4 separate regions of the Homo sapiens genome follow, and regions 2, 3 and 4 are each linked to region 1. The links are chromatin loops, found by intact Hi-C in ENCODE. Cell type or tissue: PC-3. All regions are shown on one strand.

Region 1 (8,000 bases):
GTTTATATTTTGTATATAATATCAATGTGATATGTTTATATTAATTTATATATTATATATATTTATAAATATATCTGTCCAATTTCCAAATTAGAGTGGGAATTAGATCAAGATTAAAGTGTGATTTGAAATTTGGTCAAGCTACAAAAAATGTAAATATAAATGTAAATAAAGAAGAAACAATGGCCCAGCATAAAAACAATGTGCATAGAGTAAGATAAAAGATGAAAACGATCAGGTACTGTATTAAATATGTTATCTCAATAAATATGGAGAAAATCAATTTTCCTATCAAACTAAAGACTATCAGATAAGGTTATGCAGATAAAATCAGGTTGGGCATAGTGGCTCATGGCTGTAATCCCAGCACTTTGGGAGGCTAAGATGGAAGGATCGCTTGAGTCCAGGAGTTTGAGACCAGCCTGAGCAACAGGGTGAGATCCTATCTTTCCCAGGAAAAAAAAAAAAAACAATTAGCTAGGCATGGAGGTACGCACTTGTGAGCCCTGTTACTTGGGAGGCTGAGGTGAGAGGATTGCCTAAACCCAGGAGGTCAAGCCTCCAGTAAGCCATGATCGTGCCACTGCACTCCAGCCTGGGTGACAGAGTGAAACCCTGTCTCAAAAATAAATAAATAAATAAATAAAGATAAAATGTATTTGCAATGCTTTTGAAATGATACACAGTAAAGCAATTAAAAAGGAAAACAATAAACTAAGACACAAGAAAATACCCACATGGAAATGTAAATTTTAAGAAAAGGATTGATTGGTCGTGTTCACAGCAGATGGAGCAGAATTGAGGTTCTTCATTGAGATTTGGAAGATAAATGCTGGGACCCCCAGCCTTGAATAAACACAGATGGGTGCATGCAATAAAAAAGCCTCTGCTCTTTTCTGGCTTTGAACATTGTATGTATATTATGTGATACTCAGAGCCACTGCAGCCACTTTGAGGACAAAACAATTGCAATAAGAAAAAGAAGAGTTAAAAAAAAAAAAGGCAAAGAAAGAAACTGATTAAGACCCCTGGAATTGTTGAGTTGCTGAATTAACAGGTCCTGGAAGTGTTTTCTGGCCTCTTTCTTTTTACCTGAGAAATATAAACCCTTATTGTTCAAGCTACTTTTATTTAGTTATGTTTTTAATTATTAAATTTGAAAGCATCCTAAGTGCTATATTGTGTTTTGGGAAAAAAAGGTATAAGGTATAAATCATAAATATATCTATATTATATATACAGATATATATGATACATATCTATGTATCTATATGTCATATATATGATATGTATTTATCTATATATCACATATATCATATGTATATGATATATGTTTGTGTACGAAGCCACATATCAAATTAATGAAACCAAAATCGCATTGAAATTTGAGGAGAAAATGATAGAAACACCTTTTTGGAGGTTCTGCTAGTATAATAAGACAAGGCATTGGAATAATTAGAAGAGTAAGAAAAAATATGTTTATTCTTATCTAATAAACATTAGTAAGTGAGTGTGGCTAATACATAGGTTTTCCAACATGGTTGGATACAAGGGATGTGTATAAAAGGTCACTTTTCAGTTATTTTGAAAATAGTATATGATAACTAGAAATGCAATCGTAAATTAAAATGGTATCACACATATTATTAAACCTGTAGACATATTTACCGAGAAAAGAGTAACACAAATCTTACTGAAAGTCAAATCTTAGGCTGGGCGTGGTGGCTTGCATGTGTATTCTCTGAACTTTGGGAGGCTGAGGAGGGAAGATCACTTGAGCCCAGGAGTTTGAGACCAACCTGGGGAACATGGAAAAAGCAGGTCTCTACAAAAATAAAAATATTAGCTAGGTGTGGTGGCTTGTGCCTGTGGTCCCAGCTCCTTGGGAGTCTGAGGTGAGAGGATCACTTGAGCCTGGGAGGTGGAAGCTGCAGTGAACCAAGATGATGCCACTGTACACCAGCCCGAATGATTGAATGAGACCCTGACTTGCAAAAAAGAAAGAAGTAAAATTTGTAGAATATGTAAATTTATGTATTTTTTGAAAAAACTTTTTATCTGACTTGAAGGAAATGGAATGGTTCAACAAAATGGCATCTTCACAACATTTTATTCGGCCATTAAATCAAAGAAAAAGATTTACATACTCAACAACTTGGGTGAATGCCATGTGTGTTAAGTCAATAAAAGCCCATTCAAAAGATCTTATACTGTATTACTCCACTTATAGTGACAAAATTCTAGAAATAATTGTAATAATTAGCATTGCCAAGGGTTGTGGATAGTGGAGAGGAGGTTGTATTAATCTGTTCTCACGCCACTAATAAAGACATACCCAAGACTGGGTAATTTATAAAGCAAAAGAGGTTTAATGGACTCACAGTTCCACATGGCTGGGAAGACCTCACAATCATGGCAGAAGGCAAAAAGAGGAGCAAAGGCACCTCTTACATGGTGGCAGGCAAGAGATCGTGTGCAGGGAAACTGCCCTTTATAAACCAGCAGATCTCATGAGACTTATTTACTATAACCAGAACAGCACAGGAAAAACCCACCCCCATGATTCAATTACCTCCCACTAGGTCCCTCCCACACCATGTGCAGATTATGGGAGCTACAATTCAAGATGAGATTTAGGTAGGGACATAGCCAAACCATGTCAGAGGTGAACCAGTTTCATTAGAAAAAGGGATTTTTATGGTAATGAAATAGTTCTGTATCTTTTCAGTGGTGGTTCCTCAAAAGTAGACATGAGAAAAATTATGTCATAAAACTATATATACATTGGACCCATATTAATTTCTTTGACATTGTAGTATAGGTAAATAAGGTATTGCCATTAGGAAAACCTGGTTGAAGGGTATACAAGACCTCTGTGCTATCTTCACAAATTCCTATGAATCTCTAATTCTACCAAAATTAGTTTTAAAAATACGGTATCAGTGAATGTCAGGTTTAAACTGTCTTTACAGAGATTAAACTTAATACCTTAAATGGTATGCTTTCATGTCACTTCTGATTCTTTTTCTGAATAGTTTAAACCTAATGGTATGCGGTCTTACTTTAGAAGTGAATATTTCCGTGTTTTATATTTCACATATTTGCTTACTTTCTCCTTTGGGTATTTTCAAATGCTTACAATAATTTGACACCATGATTCACTGTTTACTCTTGCTTGAGAAATAAAATTCCAGATTGGAAATAACTCACAAACGCATTAACAGTATTGTTTATTATCACCTGCAATGCCTAAGCAAACTTTCAAGATCTCACGATTTTCTTTCTCTCTCAGTTCAATCAGCTTTTGATTTGCTATTTCGTTTCCTGTTCTTCAGATTAACTTTCTTTTTATTCTTCCCATTAAATGCAATTTTTCATCTTTTTACGTTTGTTCTGCCTTCAATAACAGAGAAATATTATGTAACTGTGTTTGCCCAAACTATTTTTTTCTAGTTGTTTCCCTGACTTAATAGCTCAGTATGACTCAGCATTCTAGAAATTAAAATAGAGGAAGATTCTAAATACACAATCAACTTCGCTTTTGTGTGTTCATCACAGCAACATGTAACAAAAAGAAACATTTCTTTAGAGTAGAAACATTTTGAGAATCTAGCTTTATTTTTCTTTTTTTGAGACAGGGTCTCACTCTGTCACCCAGGCTTGAGTGCAGAAGTGCAATCACAGCACACTGCAGCCTTAACCTACTGGGCTCAAGCAATCCTCCCACTTCAGCCTTTGGAGTAGCTGGAACCACAGATGTGTGCCACCACGTCTGGCTAATATTTTTTTTCTTTTATATTTTGTAGAGACTGAGTCTCGCTATGTTGTCTGGGCTGGTCTCAGACTCCTGGGCTTGAGCCATCCTCCCACCTCAGCCTCCCAAAGTGCCAGGATTACGGACATGAGCCACCTCACCCAGCCAGGATCTAGCTTTCTTGCACCTCTTAGAAGTGGCATAAATGTAATGGAAACAGAGCCTTATTAGATTTTCATTTAATGTTTTAGAAGAAACATCAGTAAAAAGCTCTCTAAAACATCTCCTTTTGTAGATAACGTTAAAAAAACCCTTCAAAACATAAAATAAAAATACTTGAGACTTCATTGTTGATGAATTATTGTATGCATTTAAGCACTGCAATAAAATTCAGTTTAGAACACTAATAACCCTAGTCAGAATTTAATTGGGAGGCTAACAAAAACCTAGATTATTGTTGCTCTTCAAAATATGTGAGCTCAAAGATGGTACTTTTGTTACAATTTAAATGCACTATGGCTTCTATATTTTTAAGAGCAGAAAAATAAAGGAGCAAACATTTTTACATATACAAAATAAAAGAGTGAATCACAAGCTGATAAATTTTGCTTCTCCAAAAGAAACATGTATTCATAGAAAGTAGAGACTTATTCTAATATTTATAAATGCAATATTAAGCAATTCTTTACAAAGCAGGCATAATACACAAAAACAAATCATACTGCTAGGCTAAATGTGTAGCTTTCTTACATTTATTAAGAAAACACATTGTCAAGCCATCTTTTGGCATTATATTAAAGTGCATTTTTGCATAGTTTGTGTGGCAAAATAGTGAAGGTTTTCAGAAGGATATGTGTGTGGAACCAACAGATAAACATATATGTGTTCAATTTTTCTGTTAAAAATAGCATTGCATCTCCAACACAATAAAGAATAACAATTTGCTCCCTCCTTCAATCTACTCTCAGTGGGCTACAGATGCCAGGTCACCAGACATTGTTCATTCTCTTAACCAAGGGGGAGAATCCTCTAACCTGGGGCTCCCCAACCCCCAGGCCACAGACTGGTACTGTGGCCTGGGGGTTGGGGAGCCCCAGGTTAGAGATACCAGTCCGTGGCATGTTAGGAACCAGGCCACATGGCCGAAGGTGAGTGGCGAGTGAGCAAACAAAACTTCATCTGTATTTACAGCTGCTCCCCATGGCTCACATTACCACCTGAGCTCCACCTCCTGGCAGATCAGTGGCAGCAGTAGATTATCATAAGAGTGCAAACTCTATTGTGAACTGCGCATGTGAGGGATCTAGGTTGCGTGCTCCTTATGAGAATCTAATTCCTGATGATCTATCACTGTCTCCCATCACCCCCAGATAGGACTGTCTGACTGCAGGAAAACATGCTCAAAGATCCCACTGATTTTACATTATGATGAGCTGTAGAATAATTTCATTATATATTACAATGTAATAATGGTGGAAATAAAGTGCACAATATATGTAATGCTCTTGAATCATCCTGAAACCATCCCCCTGCCACTGGTTGATGGAAAAATTGTCTTCCCTGAAACTGGTCCCTGGTACCAAAAAGGTTTGGGACTGCTGCTCTAACCCTCTTGTCTCTAGGGAGAGGCCTGTCCTAATGGTTGCTTGGACCTAAAGCCATTTAGGACAAGGAGTACTTGAACGAAGCTTTCCTCCAATTGCCCTAGTGAGATTCAATACAAAATTTGAGGAGCCCAGAAGTACAAAGTGGAGTCCAGTTCACTGCAAAAGAGGCAGGCTCTCAAAAAATTTTTCCTTTCCTCTCTGAGTTAGTGTGCTATTGCTCCCTAGTACTTAAAAGACTGTAAACCAAAAATAAAATCCTAAGCTCCTCAACTAACTGAACAAACCCCCTCTGGGCCAAAGGGACCCCAGAGAAACCTGAAAAACTGGATTCCCAGCCATGACAGGAAGAGAGGTCAGACATACGTCCTTCCTTACCCCTCCTGCCTTTTGGAGTCTAGGCACAACCCACCAGCATTCACATTAAAGTACGGCTCAAAAGACTGACAAAACAGACCCCTGGGACAGGAAATTACCAAATTCCAACCTGACTCTGGTATAGCATCGTATGACAGATAGCAGACCCGGAAGGAAATCAAAATATCTCACCCCAACATAGATTTCTTTGTCATATTTTGAAATGGCCCTGCAAAACCATCTTTCCTGGCAGAAATTTGCATCTGTGGAGAATCTCCATTCATACAGCCAGGACTTTGCTGTATCTAGGAAAGATTAACTCTAAGTCTGACACCTTGAAAGGTCTGAAAAGAGACATTTACCATCTGTTCTCTCTGAAGGCTGCTACCTGGAGGTGTCTTCTACATGATAAGTACCTTGGCTTCCACAACTCCTCGCCCTTTATCTTAGCATTTATTTCTACTGACTTCAACTCTTTAGACAAAACTTAACTCTTTCAACCAATTGCCAATCAGAAATCTTTAAATCTACCTATGACCTGTAAGGCCCCACTTCAAGAGATCCTGCCTCTTTAGGCTGAACCAATGTACACTTTCCATGTAGTGATTAATGATGTCACCTACATTTCCTGTCACCCTAAAATGTATAAAACCAAACTGTAACTGCCTCGGGCACACTTTCTCAGGACCTCCTAAGACTGTTTCCCCAGGCCGTGGTCACTCATATTGGCTCAGAATAAACTTTTAAAATATTTGACAGAGTTTGGTTTTTCCATTATCAAAGCTAAGAGGAAGTGGATAGGTAGCTTGATTTATCTTTGCTTTAAACCTGGAAGTGTAGGCTGGGCACGGTGGCTCATGCCTGTAATTGCAGCACTTTGGAAGGCCGAGGTGGGCAGGCAGATCACTTAACGTCAGGAGATTGGGACCAGCCTGACCAACAAGGCAAAACCCCATCTCTACTTAAAATACAAAAATTAGTCAAGCGTAGTGGTGCGCACCTGTAATCCCAGCTATTTGGAAGGCTGAGGCAGGAGAATCACTTGAACCCCGGAGGCAGAGGTTGCAGTGAGCCGAGATTGTGCCACTGCACTCCAGCCTGGGTAACAGAGCAGACTCCATCTCAAAAAAGCAAAACAAAAAAACAACCTGGACGTGTGAATACACTTGGGAATAGAGAGACTTGACCAGGTATACCTGTGACACGGACTTTCTGGCTGTTTGAACCCTGTAGGTTCACAGGCATGGACGCCACCGCACATTCTGCTTTGTGGAGGGCAGCAGTGTAGGTACTCCAGCAACAAAGGGGTCTAGGATAAGGGATCCCCCAAATACAAGGGGGCCAGCAGCTGGAGCAAGAAATGCAGCAGAGCCTGCAGAAGTCCAGAAAACAGATGCTCAGACCTTGAAGTCAATTTGAATAACAAAACAGGACCTAGGACTTAAGGAGATCCAGATAAAAAATGCAACTCTCTCCTTAACATCAATCTACTGAAACAGAGATTCTAAGATGCGGAAACAGTGGTGACTTGAAATAGGAGAAAGAATATCATTACATGCTAATTATGTTAAATATGAGATATAATGAGAAGAATAGAAAAATGACTCATTAATTATTAATGAACTGAATTACCTCATCCATATTACAAAAACTAAGCTGCATCCTATTTATGCAAGCATACTAAAAAATAAAGTGATAAAAAAGTTTCAGAAAACAATGCTATGTAGCAGAGGCAATAAGAATTTGTCAAGAAGAGATCTAGTGTTAAAAAAATGTAATGAGAGTAATTTTATTTACATTAAGTAAAAATAACAGCTAAATGAGTGAAACAAAAATCATTAGGAGTGAAAGGGGAAATTTTTAAGATTATATTTATAGAGGCATAGTTTGCATGCCTCTACTACTTCATGAATTTGAGAAATTAGTAAATCTAACAGTGAAAAATAAGGAAAGAGAAAAACATAAGAATTCAAATGATAGGTTCAATTTAATATGCCTCTCATTTATGCATATATACACACAGGCATATACATGCATATATATATGTCATAATATCTTTATGTACATATAATGGCCATATGCATTATTGAGAACATACACATATACAGTATCAATATAATTTGCATATAAGAAACTTCAACAAATCTGAAAAAGTGAAAATTGTGTGTGCTGTATGCTGAAATCATAACCTAAATAAGATATAAATAAGCACAGATAATTGACCCTAAACTTCCACATTGTTTACAAATTAAGGAATGTAATCTAACTCTGTATTCAAAGAAGGT
Region 2 (8,000 bases), 180 kb after region 1:
AAAGTTTGATGCTTCCAGCTTTCTTTTTCTTGCTTAAGGTTGCTATGGCTATTCGGGACCTTTTGTGATTCCATACAAATTTTAGAACTTGTTTTCCTATTTCAGTGAAAAATACCATTGGAATTTTGATAGGGATTGTATTGAATCTGTCTATCTCTTTAGGAAGTATGGGCAGCTTAACAATATTAATTCTTCCAATCCACAGGATCATCCCATGGATGTGAATAAGCACAGCTCTGTGACCACCCCTGCCATCAACAGCCCTGGCCTGTGCAGGAGGCTGACTCAGACCTTCTGAGGGAAGTTCTCTCAACAGCACATTCCTGACTGCCTTAGTGAAGGGTATGTTCTCTGCACGTTTTTTACAGGACAAACCCGGGACTATATCAAAGAATGTTCCCTCCAAACTTGGAAGGAACCCAGAGACCAAAGAATGCCTCAGACAAGTCCAGCTTGCTGAGTAGATGCATTTATTAGGACTTAAATATAAAGTACTCCTGGGCAGCAGCTGGACAGCTCCAGAGATCTGCCCTGCTGCCTGTCTCAAAGCTGCTTTTAAGCTAATATTCTGACTCTTTACCTACTGCATGTGATGAGACTGTTTTTCTTGGTATATATCTAGATATGCTCTGGGATGTTTGAGTTCTCAGAGACACCTGCTCCTAGGCTGGGCATCACAGCCTTGGCTCACTGCCTGGCTTTCAGGGTTCAAGTAGCAGACATACAGTCTTAAATAACCTGGTGTCTTAAGCACTCATGAAAAATTACCAGCTGAAGTATCTCATAGCCATATATATATATATATATATATATATATATATATATATATATATATATATATATCAGCACAGCAGTGGTGACTGCAGAATGGCAGAGCCAGTCACCGCTTTCAGCTTTTCCTCCCTGAGTACTTGAGCAATGCATATCCATGACCAACCCACATTGATACATTTATGTGTATTGTGGCATGCGTATTTTCTTTTCTTTTTTTTCAAGACAGGGTCTGCTTTTTTACAGATGCATTCTGCCATGACTGGCTAATTAAAAAAATATATTTTAGTAGAGATGATGAGATTTTGCTCTGTTGCCCAGCCTGGTCTTGAACTTCAGAAATCCAGAAGTCCAGAATTCCCTTTGGAAAAAAGTGGGGCAGTGAGACATTTGCAGCCCATACTGTCTGAGCTATTATTGTAGAGTTCCTCCTTCTAGGAATCAAGCCATTTCTCAGCCTGTGGGTTCTAGATTAGAAAATTGCTTTATTTATTTATTTATTTATTTTTGAAACAGAGTCTCCCTTTGTCACCCAGGCTGGAGTGCAAGGGTGAGATCATGGCTCACTGTAGTTTCCAACTCCTGGACTCAAACAATCCTTCTAGCTTAGCCCCCTGAGTAGCTGGGACCACAGGTGCACACCATTATGCGTGGATAATTTTTACATTTTTTATACAGGTGAAGTCTTGCCATATTGCCCAGGTTGGTCTTGAACTCCTGGGCTCAAGTGATCCTCCTCCCTTGGCCTCCCAAAGTGCTGGGTTTTTAGGTGTGGGCCATTGTGCTTGGCGGGTATACACATTTTCAAAGCTCATGGAACTATATTCTCAAAATACATTTATTCCATTATATATAAATGATGCCTCAATAAAGTTGATTTCAAAAAAGGGAATTTTCTTAGAGAGGATTTCTCCTCCTGGATACTACTGACATTTGGGACTGGGTAATTCTTTGTGGTGGGGGCTGTCCTATGCATTGTAAGATGTTTAGCAGCACCTCTGGCCTCTGCCCACTAGGGAACATCCCTGACTCTATTCCCTCTTCCGCACTGGGCCATGACAAACAAAAATGTCTACAGACAAATGTTCAATTATCAAATGTTCCCTAGTAGACAAAACATCCACCAGTTGGAAACTGCTTATCTAATGCCACAATACTTGGTTCACTTAAATGACAAAATAAATGAAAGACACTGAAATCAGCAGACAACCCAGAAATGGTCACCAGTAAATAAGAGTTTTTAGTGCATGAGGAAGATAATGCATTTAGTGAGTGTTAGAAACATTAGTCTTGCATGTTTTTTAAATAAATGCAAACTTTGGAAAAAACAAATGTAGGTCTCTATTTTACGCCAAACGTCAAAATTCCAGAGATATGCAGTTAGAGTTAAATTGCCTGATACAATGAGAAAAAGAACATAGAGGTGGGTATGACCTTAAAGCAGAGACAGTCCTTCTAAGTAATTTCAGAGATAGAACTTCAAAGGGGGATGGGATTTTTGTTACTTAAGCTCAATAAGTCAGATAGAATGATTGCACCTCAAAGCAAATTTGTCCATAGCTTCAAATGGAATGGTTGCATCTCAGAGCACGTATCCCCTCCCCATCCAGCACTGAAGCCCAGAATGAAATGTGACCATAAAAATTTGCACTACTAATACTGTAATCAATCAAATAACATTTTTTCCCTACCTGGAAGCCTAAATTATATTGAATTATATACTATAAATTAAATTGATATATTTATTATTTTCAATCCCTCTGTGTGATATGCATGGAGAAAATATATCGCAAGGTTTATGGTTTAACTAATCATTTAAAAAGAAGAATAATACAATTTTCTTGCAGGAAAATGGAGATATAAGCCTTATGCATATATATAAAGTATGCTTTTCTCATATTTAAATTAAGAGAAATATGACTATTTTGACATTACATAATGACATATAAGGACTATAAAGGTTTTTGTTTCCAACAGGGAGACTATGCCACTAAAATTGCATTAAATCAGAAGAATTATCGATGGCAATATAAAACAAAAACAGAAGTCAGAATCACAGAAAAATATTTGAAAATTCATTAAAAATATTACACAATGCATAACTGCAAGTTTTTGTTCCTGACATACTTACGTATAGAAGCAACATATTCTAAAATACAGTGATTTAATGAAGTTCAGTGATAAACAGTTGACATATCTCTCATTTGAAAATATGTTAAAATGATGAATAATTTGGTCAATGATTATTGATGGAGTGCTGATACTAGAAAACCACATGGTTTTGTACATTTCTATTATCAGCCAAGAATGACTTAATTTTTCTTTTCTTAGTGAGGTATATTTGGTTAGTTGGCTACGCAACATCTATATGCCCATTTTTTTCCAGCTATCAGAAATCCTAAAAGTGTGACAGCAATGTGAAATAAATCAAGTGATTAATCAATATTGATCCAATGCAATCATGACATTTCTCTTCCTGCTTACCCAACTTCTCCTGGGCCATGTGACCTGTACAGCCAGTAATGTACATGGTGTATCCACTGGTGAAGGGAGTGGTGTGGCCATCTGTCCTCCATCTCTCTGCCTGATGTGTAGACAGGAAGCAGAAAAACATTCTCATGGAGCCTCTTATCCCCTGCCAGAACCGACAGAATTTCTTTGCTTGACCAAACTGTGGTCATGCTCCTAAACCTTATCTTAGGTCCTTCTGTGCACTTCCTTATAAAATCCAGTTTTAGCAAGAACCCTGCTAAGCCAGTTTAGCAAGAACGCTTCACTCTCCATATCTGTTCAGACTTCTCATCCCCCTCCCTCCCCCAGGTGATGTTTGATTTCACTGGCCTGTCTTCAGCTAAAATCCTGTTAGGTCAGCTTAGCCAGAATCCCTGTCATCCTTGGTGTCTCCTCTTAGTCATTTTCCATCCACTGACCTCCGCCCTGCTCCCCGGCTATAAATCCCCACTTGTCCATGCTATATTGAGAGTTGAGCCCAATTCCTCTCCCCCACTGCAAGACCCCATTGCCATAGTCCCTGTATCTATCCCAATAGCCCAGAATAATGTCTATTTTACCATGCTTTAACAGGCATAATTAATATTTCTTTTATTTAACACGGCATACCATGTTCAGGCTTCTGGTTAGCTGAGAAAATTAGCACCCTGTATGTTTAATCCATCTAGAGTTAGATGATAGTTGCTGTTTTAGGCTGAGCTTTATCCTCTCCAAAATTCACATGTTGAGACATTAATCCCCAGGACCTCAGAGTGTGACTGTGTTTGGAGGTGGGGCCTCTAGACAGGTGATTAACATAAAATGAGGTTGTTACTGTGGACCCTAAGCCAATAGGATGGGGGTCCTTATAAGAAGAGATGAGGACACAGACACGCACAGAGGGACCACCATGTGAAGACACAGGGAGAAGGTGGTGCCTACAAGTCAAGGGGAGAGGCCTCAGGAGGAACCAGCCCCGCCCACGCCTAGATCTTGAACTTCCAGACTCCAGAACTGTGGGACAATCAATGTCTGTTGTTTCTAAGCCACCTAGTCTATGGTATTCTATTATAGCAGCCTGAAATGGACTGAGGACACAGACATGCACAGAGGGACGACCCTGTGAGGGCACAGAGAAAAGACGGCATCTACAAGCCAAGGAGAGAGGAGGAACCAGCCCTGCCCACACCTTGATCTCAGACTTCCAGCCCGTAGGACTATGAGAAAATAAATTCGATTGTTTAAGCAGCCCAGTCTATGACACCTTCACATAGCAGCCCTAACAAATTAACATATTAAATGGTTACCTCCAGCCTAAAGAATCTGGCAGCATCGATATATTAATATATAGTTTTGATTATGAGACTTAACCACAGATTATGTCCTGGAGCCAGATATGGACAAGGTACATTCTGGCGTTTGCCCAGCTACAATGCAATGCTAGTGACCATGAGTAGACAATAGCCATGACTGACAACTCCAATACCTTTAAGATGATGATCATGGTTTCTGGGGAGGAGCCCAGGTGGCTACCATAGAAGGACCCTATTGGATTTGTCAAGCACCAACTGCAAACTCAGTGATTATGCCAGCCATGAAACTCACATTGTTACCTTACAGTCACAGTGAATTAATACCTATGAGAAATGTGAGCTCACACAAAGTTTTAGAATATTTACTGCATTATAACTCAGAATATGACCACACTGTTTAAATATTAGGACACACAGTGGTTTTCAAAAACTGATGCCTACTACAAATCCATCCAATCAACACATACTCATCTAGTAAACACCTTTAGATAGAGCCTGTGCTACCAAGACTACAATGATATCTAGATGACTTTGTTGTCCTCACAAAGCATAAAGTCAAGCAATAGAGAGAAACAGCATCTGTAAGTATATGAAAAGTATAACAAAATGTTAACAAATACCAGCTGCTCTGATTTCTCTGTCTCATCTAAATTGCATAGGAAATATTGAGTTTCTTTATTTTTGCAGGTCAGCTGATGCCCTGACTCAGATAGCCCATCTCAACAAGCTGATGAGACAAACTCAGTTCTTCTCCTTATTCCATGGATATGCCACATATGTGAGGTTGTTCCTGCATTGTGCCTTTTTGCAACCTATAGGGTCTTTCAGGCATTAGCAGTTCATCTGCGTTTGTGGTTTGTACAGAACAGCAGAGTCAATTTGCCATAGGAGAATCATGCAGCTGTTTCAGGTTAAGGAATGATAGCACAAGTACCTTGCTTGCAAATCTAATAGACTACACCTCAGATGACTCTTCCGTGCTTCGCAAAACTTTTTTAAGTTCAAGTAAATTCCCTTTCTCACAATTAGTGCATCCCAGGATTATCACCCTCTGTTTGACACCCAATATAATTCCCTGTAATTAGTTGCTCATTTTGGAAACATAAAAATTAGAAAGATAATGGATTTCTTGAATTATTATTTTTTTTTCAAGGAGAGATTGAAAATTTCTGAGCCTAGGAATCTTAGTGCATAAAACCTTTTTAAATGAGGGAATGGAAACATGATATTTATATCTCACTGCTCTAAAGGAAATAAAAAGTGGGGTTTCTTGAAAATGAAAAAGGGCTAACAAAAGTATTGGAAGAGTAGATATAAAAAGTCCACTAAGGTGAGGGAACATTTGAGAACTAGTGGATGATTGATGTTAGTTGAAGGTAAGAGAGAAATGATTTCTTGCAGTGGGTAAAGCAGTACGCGCTTGCAAGGAGTAATGAAAAATACATGCTTGCACATGGAATCAAAAAAGAGCCCACATTGCCAAGAAAATCCTAAGCAAAAGGAACAAAGCTGGAGGCATCACGCTACCTGACTTCAAACTATACTACAAGTCTACAGTAACCAAAACAGCATGGTACTGGTACCAAAGCAGATATATAGACCAATGGAACAGAACAGAGGTCTCAGAAATAGCACCACACATCTACAACCATCTGATCTTTGAAAAACCTGACGAAAACAAGAAATGGGGAAAGGATTCCCTATTTAATAAATGGTGCTGGGAAAACTGGCTAGCCATATGTAGAAAGCTGAAATTGGATCCCTTCCTTATACCTTATACAAAAATTAATTCAAGATGGATTAAAGACTTAAATGTTACACCTATAACCATAAAAATCCTAGAAGAAAACCTAGGCAGTACTATTCAGGACATAGGCATGGGCAAAGACTTCATGACTAAAACACTAAAAGCAATGGCAACAAAAACCAAAATAGACAAATGGGATTTAATTAAACTAAAGAGCTTTTGCACAGCAACAGAAACTACCATCAGAGTGAACAAGCAACCTACAAAATGGGAGAAAGTTTTTGCAATCTACCCATCTGACAAAGGGCTAATATCCAGAATCTACGAAAAACTAAAACAAATTTACCAGAAAAAAGCAAACAACCCCATCAAAATATGGGCAAAGGATATGAACAGACACTTCTCAAAAGAAGACATCTATGCAGCCAACAGATACATGAAAAAATGCTCATCATCACTGGTCATCAGAGAAATGCAAATCAAAACCACAATGAGATACTACCTCATGCCAGTTAGAATGGCAATCATTAAAAAGTCAGGAAACAACATGCTGGAGAGGATGTGGAGAAATAGGAACACTTTTACACTGTTGGTGGGAGTGTAAATTAGTTCAACCCTTGTGGAAGACAGTGTGGTGATCCCTCAAGTATCTAGAACTAGAATTACCATTTGACCCAGCCATCCCATTACTGGGCATATACCCAAAGGATTATAAATCATGCTACTATAAAGACACATGCACACATATGTGTATTGTGGCACTGTTCACAATAGCAAAGACTTGAACCAATCCAAATGTCCATAAGTGATAGACTGGATTAAGAAAATGTGGCACATATACACTATGCAGCCATAAAAAAAGATGAGTTAATGTCCTTTGCAGGGACATGGATGAAGCTGGAAACCATCATTCTCAGCAAACTATCACAAGGACAGAAAACCAAACACCACATGTTCTCACTCATAGGTGGGAACTGAACAATTAGATCACTTGGACACAGGACGGGGAACATCACACACCGGGGTCTGTTGGGGGGTCGGGGGCTGGGGGAGGGATAGCATTAGGAGAAATACCTAATGTAAATGACAAGTTAATGAGTGCAGCAAACCAACATGGCACATGTATACCTATGTATCAAACCTGCACGTTGTGCACATGTACCCTAGAACTTAAAGTATAATAAAAAAAGAAAAATATGCAAAAAAATACATGCATGAAATTCAATAAAAAGGAAGTTACTGAGAGAGTAGATGGAGTAGAAAAAGAATGGATTATGGAAATAAAAGGCAATAAAACATGAAAGATGGGACTTCCATTGATTAAAGGTGATGATAACTAGCCATAAACTGAGGACTGTCATCAATTCAACTGAAGGCTAGGAGTTTCAAAGTAAAAGAATGTTTTATTTATGGCATATATATATATATGTAAATGAGATACATATATCTCTCATTTACCAATATATTGTCTATCTATCTATATCTGTTATCTATCATCTGTCTAATCTATCTATCTATATCTATGCATCTATCTACCATCTATCATCCATCTTCTATTTATCTAGATGGAAGGATGGATGGATGGATGGATAAATGGATCAAAAATTAGGCAAATAAATGATAGATATATATGTATTGATATTGAGGGTTGTCAGCTCTTTTTATCTGAATACTCTAGT
Region 3 (8,000 bases), 120 kb before region 1:
GGGGTCCCGCACAGATGGGACACGGCTTAGGAGGAATCCTGGGCTGCAGGCATTTCTTGGCTTGGTGGCCAGATTTCTGGCACTTGTAGCAAGCTCCTGTGGGAGGAGGTTCTGGAGGAACGCCTGGCTGCTGCGGTTCAGGTGTTTGGAAGTTCTTGTTTGCTGGAGATGTGGCTGGGGTTTGTCTCACAGTGGAGGCAAGGAATTGCAACTTTTTTTTTTTTATTATTGTACACCTTGAAGGCGAGGTTAATTAAATCCTGTTGTGGAGTTTGAGGGCCGGAATTTAATTTTTGGAGTTTTATTTAATATCGGGAGCAGATTGGGTAATAAAATGTATATTGAGAATAAGACGGCCTTTTGACCTTTTAGGGTCTAGGGCTGTAAAGCGTCTCAGGGTTGCTGCCGAACGAGCCATGAACTGGGCTGGGTTTTTATATTTGATGAAAAAGAGCCTAAACGCTTCTGATTTGGGATAAAGAAAAAGGAGCATTAACCTTGACTATGTCTTTAGCTCCAGCCACCTTTTTAAGAGTAAATTGCTGGGCAGGTGGGGGAGGGCTAGTCACGGAACGAAACTGTAAGCCGGACCAGGTGTGAGGAGGGGAGGTGATAAAAAGATTACAGGGTGGAGGAGTGGAGCCTGAGGAAGAATTGGGACCTAGCTTGGCGTGGAGAGGAGGGGAGAGGTCAGATGGGTTTGTAGAAAAGGAAGATTAGACACACTCAGCAACGCCTGGGGTTGGGACTGAGGGGACAGGTGGGAGGGAAAGAAGGAAGATTTGGGACGAGTTGCACTGGGCACAGAGACTAGGAAGGGACGGATGTGTAAAAGAATGCCTGGACATCAGGCACCTCAGACCATTTGCCCATTTTTTGACAAAAATTATTTAGGTCTTGTAGGATGGAGAAATCGAAAGTGCCATTTTCTGGCCATTTAGAGCCATTGTCAAGTTTGTATTGGGGCCAAGCGGTGTTGCAGAAGAAAATGAGGCATTTAGGTTTTAGGTCAGGTGTGAGTTGAAGAGGTTTTAAGTTCTTGAGCACACAGGCTAAGGGAGAAGGAGGAATGGAGGATGGAAGGTTGCCCATAGTGAAGGAAGCAAACCCAGAGAAAAGAGAGCGTAAAGACACGGAGGGAAGGGGTTTGGGGTTTCTTGCCCCCTAGAAAAGTGGGACTTGCTGCTAAGGGTGAAGGAGAAGGGGTTAAGGGGTACTTGCCCCTGCCCCAGGAAAGCAGGACTTGCCACTAAGGGTGAAGGAGAAGGGGTTGGGGGGTACTTGCCCCTGCCCCCTAGAAAAGCGGGACTTACCGCTAAGGGTGAAGGAGAAGGGGTTGAGGGGTACTTGCCCCTGCCCCAGAAAAGCAGAGAAGGGGTAGAGACAAGGAGAGAAGGGGTTGGGGTACTTGCCCTGTCCCCAGAAAAGCAGAGAAGGAGTAGAGACACGGAGAGAAGGGGTTGGGGTACTTGCCCTGTCCCCGGAAAAGCAGAGAAGGGGTAGAGACACGGAGAGAAGGGGTTGGGGTACTTGCCCCTTCCCCAGAAAAGCGGGACTTGCTGCTAAGGGTGAAGGACCAAGGCAGTTGTCCCTGCGTGGTCTGACACCCTTGAAACGTGGGTGTATAATCAGAGAGGCATCCCTGCAATGATTAAACACCAAGGGAAGGCTGCCTTCCCAGTCTGTGACCAGCGCCGGAGTTTTGGGTCCACGGATAAAACGTGTCTCTTTTGTCTCTACCAGAAAATGAAAGGAATTGAAATTAAGAGAAGGGAGAGATTGAAGTGTAGTGCCAAGATTGAAAGGAGAAAGTGGTTGAGGGATAGTGAGGGAAGTTGGAGAAGAGAGTAAAAAGAGGCTGCTTACCAGATTTGAAATTGGTGAGATGTTTCTTGGGCTCGTCGGTCTGAGGACCTGAGGTCGTAGGTGGATCTTTCTCAGGGAGCAAAGAGCAGGAGGACGGAGGATTGATCTCCCAAGGGAGGTCCCCCGATCCGAGTCATGGCACCAAATTTCATGTGCGTCCATGTGAAGAGACCACCAAACAGGCTTTGTGTGAGCAACATGGCTGTTTATTTCACCTGGGTGCAGGCGGGCTGAGTCCGAAAAGAGAGTCAGCAAAGGGAGATAGGGGTGGGGCCGTTTTATAGGATTTGGGAAGGTAATGGAAAATTACAGTCAAAGGGGGTTGTTCTCTGGTGGGCAGGGGTGGATCTCACAAAGTACATTCTCAAGGGTGGGGAGAATTACAAAGGACCTTCTTAAGGGTGGGGGAGATTACAAAGTACATTGATCAGTTAGGGTGGGGCAGGAACAAATCACAATGGTGGAATGTCATCAGTTAAGGTGGGGCAGGGCATATTCACTTCTTTTGTGATTCTTCAGTTACTTCAGGCCATCTGGGCGTATACATGCAAGTCACAGGGGATGCGATGGCTTGGCTTGGGCTCAGAGGCCTGACAATGACCTGCTCTGTATGTCCTCATGTAACATTATTGCCAACGAAATAGATGCTCTGAAATACAACTACTAACTTAAACTAACTCTGAAATGTTTCATCTCTGCTCTGATTCATGCCATAATTATTTTCAAACAGAGAGATAAGCAGAACTCCGAACTGTTAAATCCCTTAGAAAGCCCACAGCCCAGTGCACCCTTAAAGAAAGGGAAATAGAGCCGGGTACAGAGGCTCATGCCTGTAATCCCAGCACTTTGAGAGGCCGAGGCGGGAGGATCACGAGATCAAGAGATCGAGACCATTCTGGCCAACATGGTGAAACCCCCGTCTCTGCTGAAAATACAACAATTAGCTGGGTGTGGTGGCACGTGCCTGCAGTCCCAGCTACTTGGGAGGCTGAGGCAGGAGAATCGCTGGAATCCAGGAGGCAGAGGAGGTAGCAGTGAGCCGAGATCGCGCCACTGCACTCCAGCCTGGCGACAGAGCGAGACTCCGTCAAAAAAAAAAAAGGGAAATAGGATCTGATGAAAGTGTGTATTGGCCCCACATCAAGCAGCTATAATTCACAGAAGTAATGCTAGAAATGTTGCTGCCTGGCTTTTAGCCCAGCGAGGTTTCCAAACCTCTCTTTAATTACAACAGACCTACCTCAACATTCGGCCATGTAATCTGTAGCTCAAATGTCAACATCATTCTCAGCTAAGCCATGCAGTAGAGAAAGGCTCAATTATGTTTCTAAGCTTGGCTGCACCTTAGAATCACTTGGAAGCTTTGGAGAAAGAAATGCCTCTGAGTCCCACTATCAGAGACTTACTTAAGTGTTTTGAAATGCACCTGCGGAAATGTGAAATTTTAAAGGTTTCAGGTGATGCTAATATGCAGGTAAGTCCAAGAACTCTACGTATTCCTAGAAATGTGCGTTCCGTGGTCACCCATGATGCTTTTCGCATGGGCTATCACTATTTTTATGCGTGCATCGAGCATGATACTTTATGTAAGCGCGGGACATGTTAATATGCATTGTAAAAAGTTGCCTTGCTAATGTTCAATGCACATTTGCATAACCTCTTAGTGCCATCTTCATGGGGCATGCCATATCAGACAATGGCCAGCAGGTGGCGATGTTGATTTGAGTTGCTGAGAAGTGAAATTTTCCTTAAAAATCTGGCATCTTCAAGTGACCCCCTCAAGGGCTTTGCTTTGTTTTAACTACACCTGCCAACACCTGGAGAGGGTCAATTGTGCATAATGAGCGTTCATATGGAGGTGCCGAAACCACAACTTTGTCATGGTATTTGTTCAAACCATGCAAATGCTTCAATCATCTCTATTTGTTCAATGTTTAGGGTGCCATGAAAACATAAATATCTAAATGCAGTCTTTCCAGACAGATATTTGGTGATGGGCATTGATTCCAGAAAAGGGGCATTCTCCGAAAAGATGCTGAGGAGGAGAGCAAATATAGCTTTTGTGAAGAAATGTTTACCCGGGTGGGACAAAGAGAAGCACAATTGAGGCTGGAAGTTGAATCCAGCTGAAAAGAGATGCATTTAGCCTAATTAAGTTAATGGACCCTTCACTGAATTGAACAGAATTTTTAGTTCCTGTACATTAAAAAAATGGAACACCACCAAAAAAAAAAAAAAAAGATGGGAGAAAAGAATTAGATTTTCACCCATCAGAGATGAATTTGAAATGCTAATATGACCAGGTTAGAACTAGGAAAAAGACATAACTGGGAATATTTTTGGAGCATTCACTTAGTTCCCAGATTCAGTGAAGTGGTTATAGACAGCATTGTAAATCGTATTGGCTGGATTTTTCTTCCACACATAACAGTACAGGCATTAGACTATTAATTAAGTAACTCGTTCATTCATTGAAGCTAGATCGAGCACCTACTGTGTGGTAAAGACTGCATACTGTGTAGCCCTATGGAGACTAAAGGAGATTACTTTCAGTTCTTTCTGTAAGTTGTTCTTCCACCTCCGGTGCTAGATCTAAGGTCACCTACCCATCAGCTTGGTCTCTATCCCCTTCTCCATGTTAATAAATATTCCTGACATATAATAAATTTATGGACAGAAACTACAACTTCACTCAGACTAATTATTTTAAAGGATATGTCTATCTTTAAAAAACGCATTTGAACATTTTACTGAAAGCCAGCAATTTAAACTTAGTGTTTAAACAGATCAACTTGAAGCCCTTCTTTACAAAATAAAAAGTTTAGCCTTCTAGCTTAAACTTAGGATGTAGAAAGCTTGTAAGAAGATCATCGCTCCAACAATCACGGCAAAATCAAGGACACATCATAAACTAAATCTAAAGTTTCTTGAATCTGTCAGAAAACTCCAGTTTTAGGGTATGGTGGGTAATATTAGGTGTCAACTATTGAGGGACGCCTAGACAGCTGATAAAGTATTGTTTCTGGGTGTGTCTGTGAGGGTGTTGCCAGAGGAGATTGACATTGAGTCGGTGGGGTGGGAGAGGAAGACCCACCCTCAGTGTGGATGGGCACCATCTAATTGGCTACCAGTGTGGCTAAAGCAAAGCAGATGGTTAGAAGGTGGGAGAAGCTGGCTTGCTGGGTCTTCTGGCTTTCATCTCTCTCCCATGTTGGATGCTTCACTCTGTTCCTCCTGCCCTTGGACATGAGACTCCAGGTTCTTTGGCTTTTGGACTCTTATTTATTTATTATTTATTATTTATTATTATTATTATTATTATTTGAGATAGGGTCTCACTCCATCGCCCAGGCTGGAGTGCAGTGGTGTGATCTTGGCTCACTACAACCTCTGCCTTCTGGGTTCAAGCAATTCTCCTGACTCAGCCTCCCAAGTAACTGGGATTACAGGCACCCACCACTACACCAGACTAATTTTTGTATTTTTAATAGAGACAGGGTTTCATCATGTTGGCCAGGCTGGTCTTGAACTCTGGGCTCTGACCTCAAGCAATCCACCTGCCTTGGCCTCCCAAAGTGCTGGGATTACAGGTGTAAGCCACCGTGCCTGGCTGGTTTTTGGACTCTTGTACTTACACCAGTGGTTTGCCGGGGGCTCTTGGGCCTTTGGCCACAGACTGAAGGCTGAACTGTCAGTTTCTCTGCTTTTGAAGCTGTTGGACTTGGAATAAGCCACTACCAGTTTCTGTCTTTCCCAGCTTGCAGATGGCCTATGGTGGGGTGTCACCTTGTGATGGTGTGAGCCAATTCTCCCTAATAAACTCCCTTTCATATAGACATAGAACCTATTAGTTCTTTCCCTCTGGGGAACCCTGACGAATATATAGTGCAAACAATCAGGCTGAAATACAAGGAAAGGCAGGCGTTTCTAAGGTGAGATGGGATGTGTGTACATCTTACCTTGAACAGACACAGAAAACACACAAATGGATAAGACACATGTGGAGAAAGTCTTAAAGGGCTTGCTGAGGCTGACAGTGGACTAGCATAAAGTTGTAGGACCTCTGGGAGATGCAGCCACAAGAGGAATTTGCAGCTGTCACCGAGTCTTCACAAACTTTACCTGTTACCTACTAGGAAGACTGGGGACAAGTTGAGGGAACTGAAAAAGCCCCCAAGATGATGTCTTGGGAGAGTTGAACAGTAGTGGCAGAGACTCTTCTCCATGAGTCTCTTGTCCTCCATATCTTATGGGTGTGCTAAGTAAGAATGCCAGGTGCTGACCACTCTTTCCCTAGAGTATTTCTCAGGGTTGTGGCTCTACTACATGTTCGACCTTGAAGGAGCAGGTGACATCTTCCTCCAGGACAAAGAGCAGGCTCTGCTTATCGGGGGTTATGAAGTGGCCGACTTTTCCCAGGCTCTGTATCTCCCTCCTATAAGGCAGCCCATAGCAGGTGTAGGTTCCCATCCAAGTTCATCCTCAGCACCCCCTTGTGGTCCTGAGAAAAAGAAGCTGATGCTCTGGCAATGGCTTTGCTGGAAACAAGTCTCTAGTCTTAGACCTAAAAGTTCTGTGTCTTCTGCCAGCATCCATAGAATGGCAGCATTGCAGCAAGCTATTTTATTAACTTGCAAACAGGATATACTCCCAGACTCTTCATAGTTCTTGATGGGAAGTCACTCCTGGTTTGCAGTTTGCAGGTGGAACAAAAGTCTTCAGTTGCAGGAAATCCTGTGCAGCTGAAGATCCTCTGTAGCCTTAAGAAAATAATAATAATAGTTTTATTATGTGTTATACTATATATAATGAGTATTATATACAATATACACAGCTGACCCTGGAACAACATGAGTTTAAACTATGGGGATCCACTTATCAGTGGATTTCAGTAGGCTGCTAGCTAAGTTTTGGTGGAATTAAAAGCTATATGTGAACTATTTTTGAGACGGAGTCTCACTCTGTCACCCAGGCTGGAGTGCAGTGGCACAGTCTCAGCTCACTGCAACCTCCCCCTCCCGGGATCAAGTGATTTTCCTGCCTCAGCATCCTGAGTAAGCTGGGACTACAGGCATACACCACCATGCCTGACTAATTTTTGTATTGTTAGTAGAGATGGGTTTCACCATGTTGCCCAGGCTGGTCTTGAACTCCTGACCTGAAGCGACCTGCCCACCTTGTCCTCCTAAAGTGCTGGGATTACAGGCGTGAGCCACCGTGCCCAGCCTATATGTGAACTTTTAACCATACAGGGGATTGGTGCCCCTAAGCCTCGCCCTGTTCAAGGGTCAACTGTACACAATCATATAATATGAATATAATTGTATATAATTCATTGTGTATACTATATATAGTTATACATATATTATGTACAATTTTATACCTTATATTCTATATTATGTCATGTATAATATATTTAAATATATAATATATAATATATATTTTATAACATTAATTAGCAATATTTTTTGTTTTTAATATAATATAGTATGTTATATATATCTATATCTATCTATAAAATCTACCATGTATCTATGTATCTTCTATCATCTATCATCTATCATTTATCTATGTCTCATGTATCTATTACCTATGTATGTATGTATGTATGTATGTATCTATCTATCTATCTATCTATCTATCTATTTATTATCTATCTATCCCTCTATGCTGGTGAGGGGATGAGAAGGGCACTTTACCTCTGTGGTATTTGTTCCCAACATTCCCTAACCCCACTCTAATGATAAGACAAACAGGAGACAAATGTGGCATGGGAAATATTCCACAGACTACTTGAACAGTACTCAAGACTGTCATGAAAAAGCAAGGGAAGTCTGAGAAAGGGCCACAGACAGGACATGGGGGAGGGGTGACAAGTAAGTGCAGTGTGATCCCTCAATGGGATCCTGAGACAGAAAAAAAAAAAAAGTTCATAAAAAGCCGGTGGAATCTGACCAAAGGTCTGAAGTGTACTTAGGAGTGCTGTGTCAATGATGTCGGATTCTTAGTTTTGACAAGTACAGCACAGCCACATTAGATGTTAATAATGAGAGGAACTGCTTGAGAGTTGCACAGGGACTTCCTGTACTCCATGGCAATCATTCAATCAAGCCCATTTAAAAAATTCCGTTTTA
Region 4 (8,000 bases), 440 kb after region 1:
TAAAAAATGATGAGTTCATGTCCTTTGTAGGGACATGGATGAAATTGGAAATCATCATTCTCAGTAAACTATCGCAAGAACAAAAAACCAAACACCGCATATTCTCACTCATAGGTGGGAATTGAACAATGAGATCACATGGACACAGGAAGGGGAATATCACACTCTGGGGACTGTGGTGGGGTGGGGGGAGGGGGGAGGGATAGCATTGGGAGATATACCTAATGCTAGATGACGAGTTAGTGGGTGCAGCGCACCAGCATGGCACATGTATACATATGTAACTAACCTGCACAATGTGCACATGTACCCTAAAACTTAAAGTATAATAAAAATAAAAATAAAAATAATTTATTCTTAAATATAAATACCCTGTTTCAGGTGTTCCATTATAAGCAATAGAAAATGGACTAGTGCACTCACCAACCATCATCTTTCAGGTGTAGAAAAATAAGGCACTGCTTACTCTCCAACCCAAACATTACCTTCCACCTAGGAGGTACATCTTTGATAGGTTCCCATCCAAGGTCTGGTGAGTCATGTCTAATTTAGGAGCAATTCTTTAGTACATGTTTAGAATTGAAAATAATGTTGGCCAGGTATAGTGGCTCATGCCTATAATCCCTGACTTTGGGAGGCTAAGGTGGGAGAATAGTTTGAGGCCAAGAGTTTGAGACCAGCCTAGGCAAGACAGTGATACCCCATCTCTACAAAAAAATAGAAATTTAACAAAAATTTTAAAAATAAAATAATGTTTAATTGTAAAAGAACAAGTGTTGGTGAGGCTATGGATAAGTTGGAACACTTGTGCATCACTGGTGAGAACTTAAAATGCTGCAGCCATTACAGATAACAGTATGATGGTTCCTGTCAAAATTAAAAGTAGAATTACCACATGACCCAGCAATTTCCCTATTCAAATTCAGGTGGAAAGAATTGAAAACAGGGACTCAAACAGAAAATTATACAAGAGTATTCATGGAAGCATTCTTTAAATAGTGACGAAGTGAAAACAACTCAGATGTCCATCAGCGGATGAGTCGCCAAACAAACCGTGGCCTATCCATACAGTGGAATATTATTCAACCTAAAAAAGGAAGGAGCCTCTGACACATGCTACCATGTAGATGAATATTTTATTATGCTAAATAAAATAAGAGAACAAATATTGCATGATCCCACTCACATAAAATATCTAGAATAGCCCTAATCATAGAGAGAAAATATAGGATAATGGTGACCAGGGTCTGGGGAGAGGGCAAATGGGGGAGTCATTGCTTAATAGCTGCAGCGTTTCTCTTTGGGGTAATGAAAGTGGTTTGAAAACAGTCTTGATGGTTGAGCAGCATTGTGAATGTAATTATTACCACTGAATTGTACACTTAAAATGGTTAAAAGAGCAAATTTAGGGTATACGTATATCTAGCACAATAAAATGTATAATTATCCTTAGCAATAAACAATCTTAGTGAGATCACATTTTCCCAGTTGTTCATGCATTATCATCTAGGTTCCACATTTTAAAATTTTGTTGCTTAAAACAAAGAAATATTTCTTTGTAATTTTTCTAATATAAGTGACTTAGGCTTTTATTTATTCCACTTATTTTTGTGACTGGTCCATCTCACAGCTACAATGCATCTTAAAACATCATCGTTTAATCTGACATGTCAGCTTTCTTAAAAATATTTTTAATATTTTATCGTTCCTCTTTTAAGAGATGTGTATTATTTTGGACATCGTTACGAAAAGTAATTTCTGCATATTTCTGACAGCAGGCCATTTAATGTCACATTCTTCTTTTTGTCTGTCTTATCACTTGAGCACAATAGATCAGGATTCTAGTCTGTGGATATTTCGAGATGAAGAGAAAATATCATTTCTAAGGAAAGATAAAATTTTAACACCATAAATATTTTCATCACAATACCATCTTTTTGCATTCACCTACATTGTGATTAATGTAGAACATACCTGATTATAAAAACACATTTATTAAATTCAAATAATAACTACCTTCCTTTCACGTAAGGATTATACTTTAGAATTTAATATTCTTAACTATACTACTGATACATTCTAAATGCAAAAGACAAAATATAAAAAGTGAAATTCAATACAATTGCAGATGCCTTTTAATATTAGCGTAATAATCTTATATGTTCATTTCCATTATTTGAGCAAGAGTTTTGTTTTTCTCTTATTTATTTCCTAATTAAAGAAGAAACACTAGATTGCTACAAAATTTTTAAGGAATGAATGGATATCGAGAATTGTTTAAATAATGTATTTACAGTATCTCCTCTAAATAATACATTGGGATTATTTGGACCTTGTATTACTCTTAGGGCTACTGTAACAAAGGACGACCGACTAAGCAGCTTAAACAACAGACATTTATCCTCCTGGAGTTCTGGAGGCTGAAAGTCCGAGATCAAGGTGTGGGCAGGGCTGGTTCCTCCTGAGGCCTGTCTCATTATCTTGTAGACACTGTCTTCTCCCCGTGTCTTCACAGGGTCGTCCCTCTGTGTGGGTCTGTGTCCTCATCTCCTCTTCTTATGAGGTGTCTTAGGTCCATTTCAGGCTGCTATAATAGAACACATAGACTGGGTGGCTTATAAACAACAGACATTGATTCTCTCACAGCCCTGGAGGCTGGAAGACTGAGATCAAGGTGTGGGCAGGGCTGGTTACTCCTGAGGCCTCTCTCCTGGGCTTGTAGATGCCGTCTTCTCCCTGAGTCCTCACCTGTTTGTACCTCTGTGTGTGTCTGTAACCTCATCTCCTCTTCTTACAAGGACACCAGTGCTACTGGATCAGAGCTCACCTTAGTGATCTCCCTGTACCTTAATCACCTCTTTAAAGACCCTGTCTTCAGCGTGACCAACATGGAGAAACCCCGTCTCTACTAAAAATACAAAATTAGCTGGGCATGGTGGTGAGTGCCTGTAATCCCAGTTACTTGGGAGGCTGAGGCAGGAGAATCGCTTGAATCCAGGAGGTTGTTGCTGTGAGCCGAGATTGCGCCATTGCACTCCAGCCTGGGCAACAAGAGTGAAACTCTGTCTCAAAAAATCAAAAAACAAAAAACCCTGTCTTTAAAAATAGTCACATTCTGAGGTCCTAGGGGTTAAAGCTTGGACATACAAATTTTGAGGGGATAGGCAGAATTCAGAGCATAACAAAGAAAAATTCACACATTATAAATAATTTGTAGAATGACAGGATTATAATATGATCTTTTTGACTTGATTTGCAGGGATGTCACAGAGACACATAAGCTTGTGTATGCACATACACACTCACACACATACATATAATTTGTGCACATGCACACACACATCCATATCATCCATGCAGTGCTACAAAATTTTGCTTTTTCATTTTCATATACAAGAAGCAAAGGATATTCATGTTCAGCAATTTTTGACAGACAGTCTGTCCCATGCTGTTGTGCACTTTAAAAGCACACACAGAAAGAGCAATTTGAGGTTCTCAGATGCTTGACCCACTTCTACTCACTAGGATGGACTCATCTGTAGATGTTGCAGAACTGTGGTGCATAGCGGTGCATGAGCACACCACTCAAATCCCTTATCTCCACTCTCCGAGCCCGTGTGCTCATGACATCATACTTGGTGCATTTCACAAACCACTTCCAAAGTATTTCCCTAATCCAGGTGTCCAAGAAATATGTGCTGGGCCCTTCTGCAGTTCTGTGCCACGCACTGTGTTGTAGCTCAGTGATTTACTGACTTAAAATTTTAAATAAAACCACCATCTTCATAGCTAAAGCCAAGTTATTTATCACTATTTTCTAGTGAACTTTAACATAGAACATGTTCTAGAGTTTCCTCAGCTTAGCAACCATCGCTTGTTTTTATACAAATTCAAAAGCAGACACTAAATCGGTGAACAGTGGGAAAACACGTTTCTTTTGCAACATATTGATTTCGACATCAACAAAATAAAATAAACAAAAACATCTATTAAGTCACAGGGAATTGGATCCACACGTTTTATCTCTGCCCACTTCAACCACACAAAATGTCTATCCATCATCTATCTATCTAGCATTTTTGTTTTATTTTATTTTTTAAGGAAAAGAGGTGCACATTTTATTTTACTTATTTATTTTTCTTTTAACTTTCATTTTAGGTTCAGGGGTCTATGTGCATGTTTGTTTTATAGGGAAACTCTGGGGCCTACTTGAGATTGGAGGGTGGGAGAAAGGAAATATCTAGCATTTTTCTGTCTATTAAGTTTATTTTACCAAGTCCCAACAATTATCAGGATTTTGCCAGTTTTATTCCATCTTTTCCATCTGTTTCCGTTTCCCGCAAGCTAACTCCCCAAGTATATTAAGGTAATATATGTATTTAATATTACATCTGAGACACAACATCACTTCACCTGTGTATAATGCACAGCGAATCTGCAATAGATAGAAGGTGATGTTGTTGTCTTTTGAACAACATTGCCATCTACAGGCAGGGTCAATATACACTATATAAGACAGAAAAATCATCCCCCAAATCAGAATTATAAGCGTGTTATTTAAGCATTTAATAATCACTATCACATCATTGCACGCTGCTTACTCAAACCTGTGAAGCAGCAAAAATGGTCTATAATTGTCTATAATTAAATGACCAAGTCAAGGACGTTCCTGCTCTGGGTGATTCTCTGCTTCCTAGATTGGCAGAGCCATTAAATACATTGGACAAATTGAGGGTGCAAAAAAGCTGTACACTGCTCCCGAAACATGCAAAAATGGGATGCTGTCCAAACACAGCGATTTGAACCTGGTTTTTCTTTGTTTATCTTTTTTTTTCTTTTTTCTTCTTTCTTTTTTTTTTTTGCTAAAGCATTCATTTTCTTTTGTTAAGTACGTTATTAAAATGTTTTTAAAATAGGCACTGGTATCTTTTGTGGTGGACCTCGATTACTCAAACTATTACATACAAATACATTGCATTTACATTTGAGGTTTAAATGTATTATTAAAGGAATTTGTGGACCAGCAATTTGGGATCATTTGGGAAAATTTATCATAACAACTCTAGATAAATGAGTTGGAAACCGTAGAGATGCAGTTTCTCTGCCTGGGATGTGCAAAGAACAGATGTCTGTAATTCCTGCAATTTTACTAATAATTTGGTGATTTGTATGTTTTTGACTTCTATATCCTAGATGAAGAGACAATTGCAATAATCATGCCTAATGGTGAGGAGGAAAATTATCAACGGTGGTTACTTTTCATTCTCTCTTTAAAGTTTTGTTGTTGCTGTTGTTCGCTTGTTTGTTTGTTTTGAGACGGTCTTGCTCTGTGGCCCAGGCTGGAGTGCAATGGCACGATCTCAGCTCACTGTAGCCTCTACTTCCTGGGTTCAAGTGATTCTCCTGCCTCAGCCTCCTGAGTAGCTGGGATTATAGGCACACACCACTACACCTGGCTAAGTTTTTTGTGTTTTTTAGTAGAGACAAGGTTTCACCATGTTGGCCAGGCTAGTCTCCAGCTCCTGACCCCTGGTGATACACCCACCTGGGCCGCCCAAAGTGCTGAGATTACAGGCATGAGCCACCGTGCTGAGCCTTCTCTGCAAAGTTTTAAAGTAAAACGTGGGAATGATGAACAATTTTTTAAAACAGCGTAAGTTGCAGGATACTACAATAGATGTAATCAGAATCTATGTCATTGAGTTTTCTGTGGTAATTAAATAAACAAAAAGTATGTGCAAGGCATGTATTTCTGATATCAAACCCAATATGAATACTATGCAGCCATACAAAAGAACAAGATCATGTTCTTCGCAGGAGTGTGCCTGGACCTGGAGGCCATTATCCTTATGCAGCCATAAAAAAGAAGGAGATCATATCCTTTGTAGGAACATGAATGGAGCCTGTAAACCATTATCCTTAGCAAAGTAACACAGGAACAGAAAACCAAATTCTGCATGTTCTCACTTATAAGTGGGAGCTACATAATGAGAACACATGGACACATAGAGTGGAACAACAGACATTGGGGCCTATTGGAGGGTGGAGGGTGGGAGGAGGGAGAGGATTAGGAAAAACAACTAATGTGTACTAAGCTTAATACCTGGGTGATGAAATAATCTGTATAAAAAACCCCCATAACACAAGTTTACCTGTGTAACAAACCTGCACATGCACCCCTGAACTTCAAAGTTAAACAAAAAGTACTATATTGTTAATGAGAATGCAGGTATTTCCTATTTCCCAAATCCTGTTTCGTGAAAAATATGTTAAATATTACATGATATTGAGATTAATTTGCCAGTGGTAATACAGCAATGTTTTAAAAGTTTTTACAGGAAAGTCTCCATTTGTAACTCACTCATTGGTGTTTAGAAGGTCATTCCCACTGAAAAGCCCACCTCTGGACCTGTCCTAATCTTGCTGGCATAGAGGTTAAATTGGGAAATAGAAAGTACCCAGATATTTCTTTCTCTATTGTGGAATTTGGAATGGGTTGGTTACAGAATTGAAAGTAAATTGAAAACTAGCACATGGAAAGTTTATTAAAGCATTTGACAATGAACAATAGAAGTTTGAAATGGGGAGTCTGGGAGCAGATAGAGAAGGATGGAAAGATGGGAGGATGGGCCTGGATGGGCCTTCTCTACTTGTTAGAAAAGATTTGTGTTCAATTATATTATTTTGGTAATAATGCTAAAAGTGGGTATGATCTGGGGAAAGATATGGAAACAGGCAAACAGGATGAAGGAGAAAATATTACTACCAACATCATAAAAATAAGTGAAGTCTGCTGTTGAGCTTTATTTACTAAAAGTTACTAAAATAGGAAAAAACTTAAAAATAAAATTTATATTGTACGTTTTCTTTCTTTTTTTTAACTTTTAGGTTCACGGGTACATGTGGAGGTTTGTTACACAGGTAAAAGTGTGTCATGGGGTTTGTTGTACAGATTATTTCATCAGCCAGGTATCACCCTAGTACCCATTAATATCCTGAGCCTCTCCCTCCTCAACCTTCCACCCTCCGATGGCCCCAGTGTGTGTTGTTCACCCCCATGTGTCCATGTGTTCTCATCATTCAGCTCCCACTTAAAAGTGACAACAGGCAGCATTTGGTTTTCTGTTCCTGTGTTAGTTTGCTAAGGATAATGGCCTTCCGCTCCATCCATGTTTCTGCAAAGGATATGATCTCATTCTTTTTTATGGCTGCATAGTGTTCCATGGTGTGTGTATGTGTGTGTGTGTGTGTGTGTGTGTGTGTGTGTATATGTTTTCAGTATGCATCTTCATGCAGATCTTTCAAAGAAACTGATTTCACAGACCACCATCAATGGTGGCCACTGGAGATCAATACTGGCCAAACTTTGGAAATAAAATAGTAATGGAACTTAGAACCTAGCTATATATGAGTTTGCTAGGGCTGCCATAACAAAGTCCCACAGACTGTGCAGCCTAAACTCTCTGTCTCTATATATACATAGTACGTTTTCACCAGTGGTATATCTAACCCATGGTGTTTGATAAAAATGTTGGCATTTCACCAATTGTTTGGCATTAGTTTGCTTTCATTTGCATGTGAGCAGTGTCTACACAAAATACACATATTAAAGTCCTAACCCCCAGTACCTCAGAAAGGGACTGTATTTGGAGATAGGGCCCTTAAAGTGACAATTAAAGTATAATGAGGCCATTAGGGTGGGCCCTGGTCCAATAGGACTTATAAGAAGAAATTAGGACACAGACACACAGAAAGACAACCATGTGAGGACACGGGGAGAAGACGGCGTCTATAAACCAAGGAGAACAGCCTCAGGAGGGATCAGCCCTGTGACACCTTGATCTCAAATTCCTGGCCTCCAGGATGGTGGGGGAATAAATGTCTTTTGTTTAGGCTGCGCAGTCTGTGGGACTTTGTTACGGCAGCCCTAGCAAACTCATATCGCTAGGTTCTAAGTTCCGTTACTATTTTATTTCCAAAGTTTGGCCAGTATTGATCTC

What was found. A loop is a pair of places that touch in the nucleus more often than their neighbours do. Peaks named below come from ENCODE experiments on the same cell type or tissue, not always from the same donor. Only the 100,000 strongest peaks of a DNase experiment are listed, where the experiment ranks them.
Region 2: it touches region 1 in a loop (2.8-fold over the local background); 3 of 110 quality-filtered maps call a loop at or near these places.
Region 3: it touches region 1 in a loop (9-fold over the local background); 2 of 110 quality-filtered maps call a loop at or near these places.
Region 4: a loop joins it to region 1, with 5 times the contacts of the local background. A loop is called at or near these places in 2 of 110 quality-filtered maps.

What each region holds. Positions count from the first base shown.
Region 1 is chrX:4,665,857-4,673,856 of GRCh38, forward strand. No RefSeq gene overlaps it. Among named protein-coding and RNA genes, the nearest start is that of FAM239C, 730 kb to the left of the region's middle. In PC-3, a CTCF peak has its summit at 4,998 (motif pointing left); no DNase peak of the experiment used is centred here; H3K4me3 peaks cover 1,123 bases; H3K27ac peaks cover 1,762 bases.
Region 2 is chrX:4,841,040-4,849,039 of GRCh38, forward strand. No RefSeq gene overlaps it. Among named protein-coding and RNA genes, the nearest start is that of LINC03070, 880 kb to the right of the region's middle. In PC-3, no CTCF peak of the experiment used is centred here; DNase peaks (open chromatin) are centred at 392 and 3,562; H3K27ac peaks cover 940 bases.
Region 3 is chrX:4,543,859-4,551,858 of GRCh38, forward strand. No RefSeq gene overlaps it. Among named protein-coding and RNA genes, the nearest start is that of FAM239C, 610 kb to the left of the region's middle. RefSeq lists an enhancer at 1,885-3,084. In PC-3, CTCF peaks have their summits at 3,563 (motif pointing right) and 6,372 (motif pointing left); DNase peaks (open chromatin) are centred at 2,518 and 3,573; H3K4me3 peaks cover 2,214 bases; H3K27ac peaks cover 1,454 bases.
Region 4 is chrX:5,108,850-5,116,849 of GRCh38, forward strand. No RefSeq gene overlaps it. Among named protein-coding and RNA genes, the nearest start is that of LINC03070, 610 kb to the right of the region's middle. In PC-3, a CTCF peak has its summit at 4,493 (motif pointing left); no DNase peak of the experiment used is centred here.